Regions from separate parts of the Homo sapiens genome. Here region 2 is linked to region 1. The links are chromatin contacts, found by Hi-C or POLR2A ChIA-PET in ENCODE. All regions are on one chromosome and are shown on one strand. Each heading gives the region's core, a stretch centred on a gene start or an enhancer-like site at or near the end of the contact. The rest is flanking DNA. Distances are from core to core; before and after follow the strand shown. Region 1 has its middle 28 kb from the start of CAMK2D. Region 2 has its middle 62 kb from the start of CAMK2D.

The links. Hi-C counts contacts between places; a loop is a spot of excess contacts on that map. ChIA-PET counts read pairs that join two places held with the same protein, here RNA polymerase II (POLR2A). Pooled maps may share reads with other maps.
Region 2: a map of GM11168 shows a loop between it and region 1 (2.2-fold over the local background). The contact joins two enhancer-like sites. A Hi-C loop is called at or near these places in 8 of 168 maps with a recorded cell type or tissue (CD14-positive monocyte, CD4-positive, alpha-beta memory T cell, GM11168 and 4 more), 21 of 37 single-sample maps with no recorded cell type and 15 of 50 pooled maps. POLR2A ChIA-PET finds 5 or more read pairs at or near these places in 3 of 52 experiments (AG04450, GM12878 and MCF 10A).

Annotation. Positions count from the first base shown.
Region 1 is chr4:113,788,061-113,790,805 of GRCh38, forward strand. No RefSeq gene overlaps it. Among named protein-coding and RNA genes, the nearest start is that of CAMK2D, 28 kb to the left of the region's middle. RefSeq lists a silencer at 1,013-1,072. Within about 2 kb of position 1,496, at least 2 of the 41 ENCODE cell types and tissues checked have a DNase peak (open chromatin) inside an H3K27ac peak, as active enhancers do; they include CD14-positive monocyte, where a contact is called at or near this core.
Region 2 is chr4:113,822,163-113,825,110 of GRCh38, forward strand. No RefSeq gene overlaps it. Among named protein-coding and RNA genes, the nearest start is that of CAMK2D, 62 kb to the left of the region's middle. Within about 2 kb of position 1,254, at least 2 of the 41 ENCODE cell types and tissues checked have a DNase peak (open chromatin) inside an H3K27ac peak, as active enhancers do; they include CD14-positive monocyte, where a contact is called at or near this core.

The DNA.
Region 1 (2,745 bases), core at 246-2,745:
TGGCCTCCTTTGCTGCTGATGTGAACTTCACTAGAAAGATACATAACCCTCAGCCATGATCATGTTAAGAATTTCCTTCCCCAAGTAGGGACTTGGGGAAGATAGCACTGCTGGGAGCAGCAGTGGCCCTGGGACATAGTCCAACAAAAGTGCTAGGTGGATTGGTTGCAGAGTGGTATCTTCCACAAATTGGTTATGCAACATGATTTTGGGCATTCTTTCTCAATTTTCTTTCCTAGGGATTCTGTGAGCAATCAATACCCTTTTCAATTCTACTTGCAACAAAACAGAAAGAATAGATTTTAAATATGCTGTCACCAAAGGCGCTCCGAACATATTTCTCTTTTCTTTACATTTTATCATGTTGGTGACATCGTAAAGGAAAAGATGCTGGAGGGGGAGGGCATCTTTCAAGGAGAAAAGAAAGATTTATGTTGGTACTTAAAATGAGTTAAAATTTATTTCTAACAATATTAACAGGGACAACAACAGCTGTAGCAAGGAGAGAAAGTGTGTATAGTAGTTTAAAAATTGAAGATGAAATACTAGGATGGTGTCAGAAATTTTGAGTTTAATACTCTAGGAATAAAGTGATTCTGATTAATATGAGGGTGAATTCAGAGACAGACAAGAGTCCGATGTAACTGATTACATTAGCTCCCTTCCTCAATAACGTTGCTGGCTACTGCCAAAACATTCCCACATCTAATTATTCCAGCACTGCTGCCCTTCCATATCATCAAATTTTCATTCTCTACTGGATAATTTAAATCAACATGCACATATACTGTAATATCTCTCACCTACAAAACCCTGCCCTGTTCCTATATCATCTTCTGTTTATATTCTACTCTACTTGTAGCAAAACTCAAGGAATAATTATCTAAACTCATCTTTATTTCCTCTCTTCTCATTCTCTCTTGAACCCACTTCATAAATCTTTCTTCCCCATTTAACCAAAACTACTCTTGTCAAGACCTTTTGTGATCTCTTTGTTGCTCATTTCAACAGTTTACTTTCAGTTCTCAAATTTCTTGACCCCTTCCAACAGAATTAGGCACAGTTAATTAGTCTCTCACTTTTGAACTACTTTTTGTGCTTGGACTTTAGGACAACAAATTCTCCCCTATCTCACTTTTCATTCTTTTCCCTTCTTTTGTGGGTTATCTCTCATTTTTCCAATCTCTAAGCTTTGGAATATCTCAAAGCTCAATTGTTAGAATACCACTCTTTTCTATGTAAACTCATTCCATAAGTGATCTCAATCCAATTTGCTTTAAATGCTATAGATTTCAAGATTCATAACTCCAGCCTAGATTTCACTCTTGTATGTCCAATTATCTACCTGATGTCTCCATTTGAATGTCTAATAGACATTTCAAACATTACATGTCTTAAACCAGACACCTGATTCCTCTATCAATAAACACTAGAATCAGCTCTTTCTGTAATCTTGTCCGTATGTAATTTCTGTTATGCATCATTTGACAATGGGGATATGTTCTGAGAACCATGTCCTTAGGTAATTTCCTAATTGTGCAAACTAAAAGTGTACTTATACAAACCTAGATGTTACAGCCTACTATAAATCTGGGCTATATGGTATGGCCTATTTCTCCTAAGTTACAAACCTGAACAGCGTGAGTGCTGCAGGCAGTTATAACACAATGGTAAGTATTTCTGCATCTACACATGTGTAAATATAATCTTCTGAGACCACCATTGTATAAGCGGTCAATCATTGACTAAAACATTGTTGTATGGCACATAACTGTATACAGTTAATTAAAATTCCATCTCTGCAGTTGTTTAAGCAAAACTCTAAAGTTGTATTTGCCTCCTTTCTTTATCTCACATTCAAACTATCAGCAAATATTGTTGGTTATACCTCAAAATGTATCTTAAATTTGACCATTTTTCAATATCTCCATTGCTACTACTTTGGTTCAAGATACAATACATCTTGCCTGAATTACTGTAAAAGCCTTCAACTGGTTTCCCCACTTGTGCTCTAGACTCCTAGTCTCTCTTTTCCACCTAGCAATCAGTGTGAATTTTTTAAAATAGGTCAGAGTATGTCATTTTTTTTCTATATTCAGTAAAATCCAAAGCCTATTCTCTGACCTTCAGTGCCCTACATAGTCTTCCTCCTGTTACTTCGCTGAATTTAACTACTCCTATTCTCACTTTGTTCACTGTGTTCCAGCCTTACTGGCCTCCTTGCTATTTCCCTCTCACCAAGTACCCACCTAATTTTGCAGTTGTCATTTTCTCGGCATAGGACATAGATAGCCAAGACATAATTTTCTTTTCCCATTTCTTTCTAGTCCTTCTTTAATTGTCACTTTGTTGTGAGACATAACATTCTCCCTAGACCCTATATGTCCATGAAGCTGTCTATGGTACTGGATTATAGTCATCTCTCACTTATTGCCTTAGAGCCTAGGCCTCAGATGGTGACCTAATACCTGCCTTAAAACTTACTTTTCCTGACTCCAATTAACCTCCATAGCTAGTTGCCAGCCCTACCTTTGGTCTTCCTTAATTTAGATCACAATTAAAACCAGCTTCCCACTGAGAAGTTCCTCAAACCTACAGCTCAGTTCTCTGGCCTGTTTCCTCATATTGCCGTGCTTGTTGCTTTCCTTTTGAACTTTGATGATGAAAGAGGGAAGTCTGTAAAACTTCCAGTTCCAAAATGATGGTGTAGAAGCAAGCTGGCTTTACTACCCCAAAAGAAAACCA
Region 2 (2,948 bases), core at 4-2,503, 34 kb after region 1:
CACAATTAATTACTTGTACCATTTCAAATTAAAGGAGACTTTATAAAGAGATACCTATGTGCAGACTCAAGAGCGGACTGAAATACCTGGGAGTCAGAAGCCTAAAGTTTGTGTGTATATTTTTTTCCCTGCAGGTTCCCAATAACTGTGTGTCACCTTCAACAAGATCTCTAGCCTCTTTGGGTTTTTCAGCGTTTTCTCCACTGTAACAAGAATAATGGCTCTCGCCACTTCTCTGCCTCTAAGGGTGTTGTCAGAATTAATGAGACATCAGGGTGAAAAGCTTTCTACATTTTTTTCCCCTCAGAGAATGCTGGAAAAAAAAATAGAAGTAATATCTGTATTTTGTGAAGAACTTTTCTTTCTGCATGTCTTCATAACATTTAGAAAAGAGTTTACAGATTTTTTTTTTTTTGAGCAATGGCAATTACCATAGGTGTTACATATAATAAGGGAACTTTATCTGTCAAGAGAAACAAAGGAGAAACTAAAAACTTGAGTCAGAGAAAGTATGCTCCTGGCTTACTCTTTAATGGAATGAGTAGGAGGGCTGAGAAAATCACAAGTAAAATATTACTGTACAGAGAGCATCTGAAAGTAGGAGGAGAAACTACTTAATTAAAGTTGCCACCCTCAAAGTAGAAAAAGAAAAGTGATACTGACTGCTGACAAGTTGCTGAAATGCCTTAGATATACTGGAGAGAGAAGATGAAAGTTGGAGGTCAAAATCTTTGTGCTTTAGGGTTAAACTGCTCAGATCAATGATAATAATATCACTGATCATTATGTTCCATTGGAAGTTAAACTCTAACGAGTTAAAAATGTTCTCAACCATTTAATTAATTATTCAATGAATTGTTTGTTAACATAGGCAACAAGTACTATATCAATTCTCTCACTTCAGTGGAATGCAATACTCTGGATTCTGATGGGTGTTAATGCTGTCAAACATGCACATCTTAATAAGATTTATTCTTGGCCATCTGTAGATAATGACTTTCTAAATAAAGCTGTTCTTGGAGACAGAAAATATTCAACTCTGATATTTATAGTACTGTCCATATTTATAATCAAGTTGCTTTTTTGTTTAGAATCCTTTGTTTTAGGATGTTAAGCATTTTGGAAAATATTGTGGGGGCACATATAATTATTATTTCTTTAGGGTAAAGTACAGCTAAGCAAGGATAGGCCAAATGTCAAAGAGTGGTCCAGAAGTCAGACTGAGAGTTCAATTTCCTCACCCACTGACCGCACTCACTGAATGCCTCTGAAAAACCATGACTAATCACTTCTTCTTTTCAAGTATCTTATGAGGATATCTTTCTTAAAAGTATTTTATTCAGTTTCAAAAGATTTTTTATTACCTAATGCCTTTTCTCTAACTCAAAACAAATAGTACTTTTCAGTAATCGTTGCCCTTTTCACATCAATCCTTCTCCACATTGGTTGAACAATACTCTTTGGGAAAAAATAAACTGGATAGTACAACATATAGTAAGTTGAATATATAATATCTTCTTCTAATAGGTCTTCACATTTTTGCATCAAACTTGTTGTCTTAAATTCAACATCTTCTTTTGAGTAATAATACTTATGAATAACTTATGGAAAACATTGTTAAAGGTGAAAGTATCATAGAAACAAGAACTCCAGGGCATTTAAATATATCGCGAATGAGGCTTTATAAAGACTATGAATGCTAATTTGTATATCAAATATAAACAGGGTTACTAGTGAAAACAAGGTCCAAATAGGGTAATTCAAAATAGCATATTCATATCTTTTTAAACATCCCTCAGAAAACTATATTTGAAGCAATCAGGATAATCTACATATTTCTTACAAAAATACATTTGTTTTACAAAGAGCAAGATGAGCAATTAAAGTAAAACTATTAAGGATGTTGTAAGTGTCTGGGGCTAAGATTTCAGAATTAGAGTTTGGGATTAAGAAGCAATTTCTTGCATACTAAAGTTGTAAAGGTGTCAATATGAATGTGTGGCTTCCTTGAATAGTGCTCATGTATGCAGAGATCGGTGTTGATAATGCAACTATTATCATTTTTGTGATTTGGTTTGGAAAGGACAGGAAAGGATAATTGTATAAGAGAAGCAATGGTACAAATCAAATGAAAATTCAGATGATCAGCCAGGTCCAAGATGCATGGAGAATGAAGACAGAAACTTGTGAAAGTTTTTGTTTGTTTGTTTGTTTATTTTTAAAAGAGGGATTGATATCTGAGGAAGACCAAGTTACTGGAAGTCTTCAACTTGGAAGTCAAAGAATAAATAGGAAATATGTTTATAGAGAATGTTAGCTAAAATTTTCAGACATTTTAGTTTGCAGGGCATGACAAGATGGAGGGTAAAGCTGTAAGAGTGGGTAGTTGTGAAAGAAATGCAAAGGGAAATTATTGCATTAGTGATCTATTGCTGTGTTACAAATCACAAATTCAGTGGCTTAAGACGATATTAATTATCTCACAGTTTCTGTGAGTCATGAGTCCAGTTACTGCCTAGCTGGATTCTCTTCTTAGGGTCTTACAGTGCTGCAATTAATGTGTTGGCTGGAGTGTGTTCTCATTTGAGATTTGACTGTTGAGGAATCTATTTCCAAGCTCACTCGGATTACTGGAAGAATTTCCTTGCAGTTGTAGGATTGAGGGCTCTGGCCTCTTGTTGGTTGTGAGCTGAAACTGCCTTGAGCTCCTACAGTCAATTCTCATCATTTAGAAGCTATTCGCAGTTCCCAGAGGTCACCTGAAGTTCTTTGCCATATGAGCTTTCCCAACATGGTTTCTTACTTCATCAAACCAGCAAGGAGACATATGCTAGGGTGCCATCCCATCATCTTTGCCATAATCTGTTGGTTAGAAGTAAGTTACAGGCTCGCCCTGTGATTAAAGTTGGGGCGGGGGGTGGATTACACAAAGATGTGAATGCCAGAAA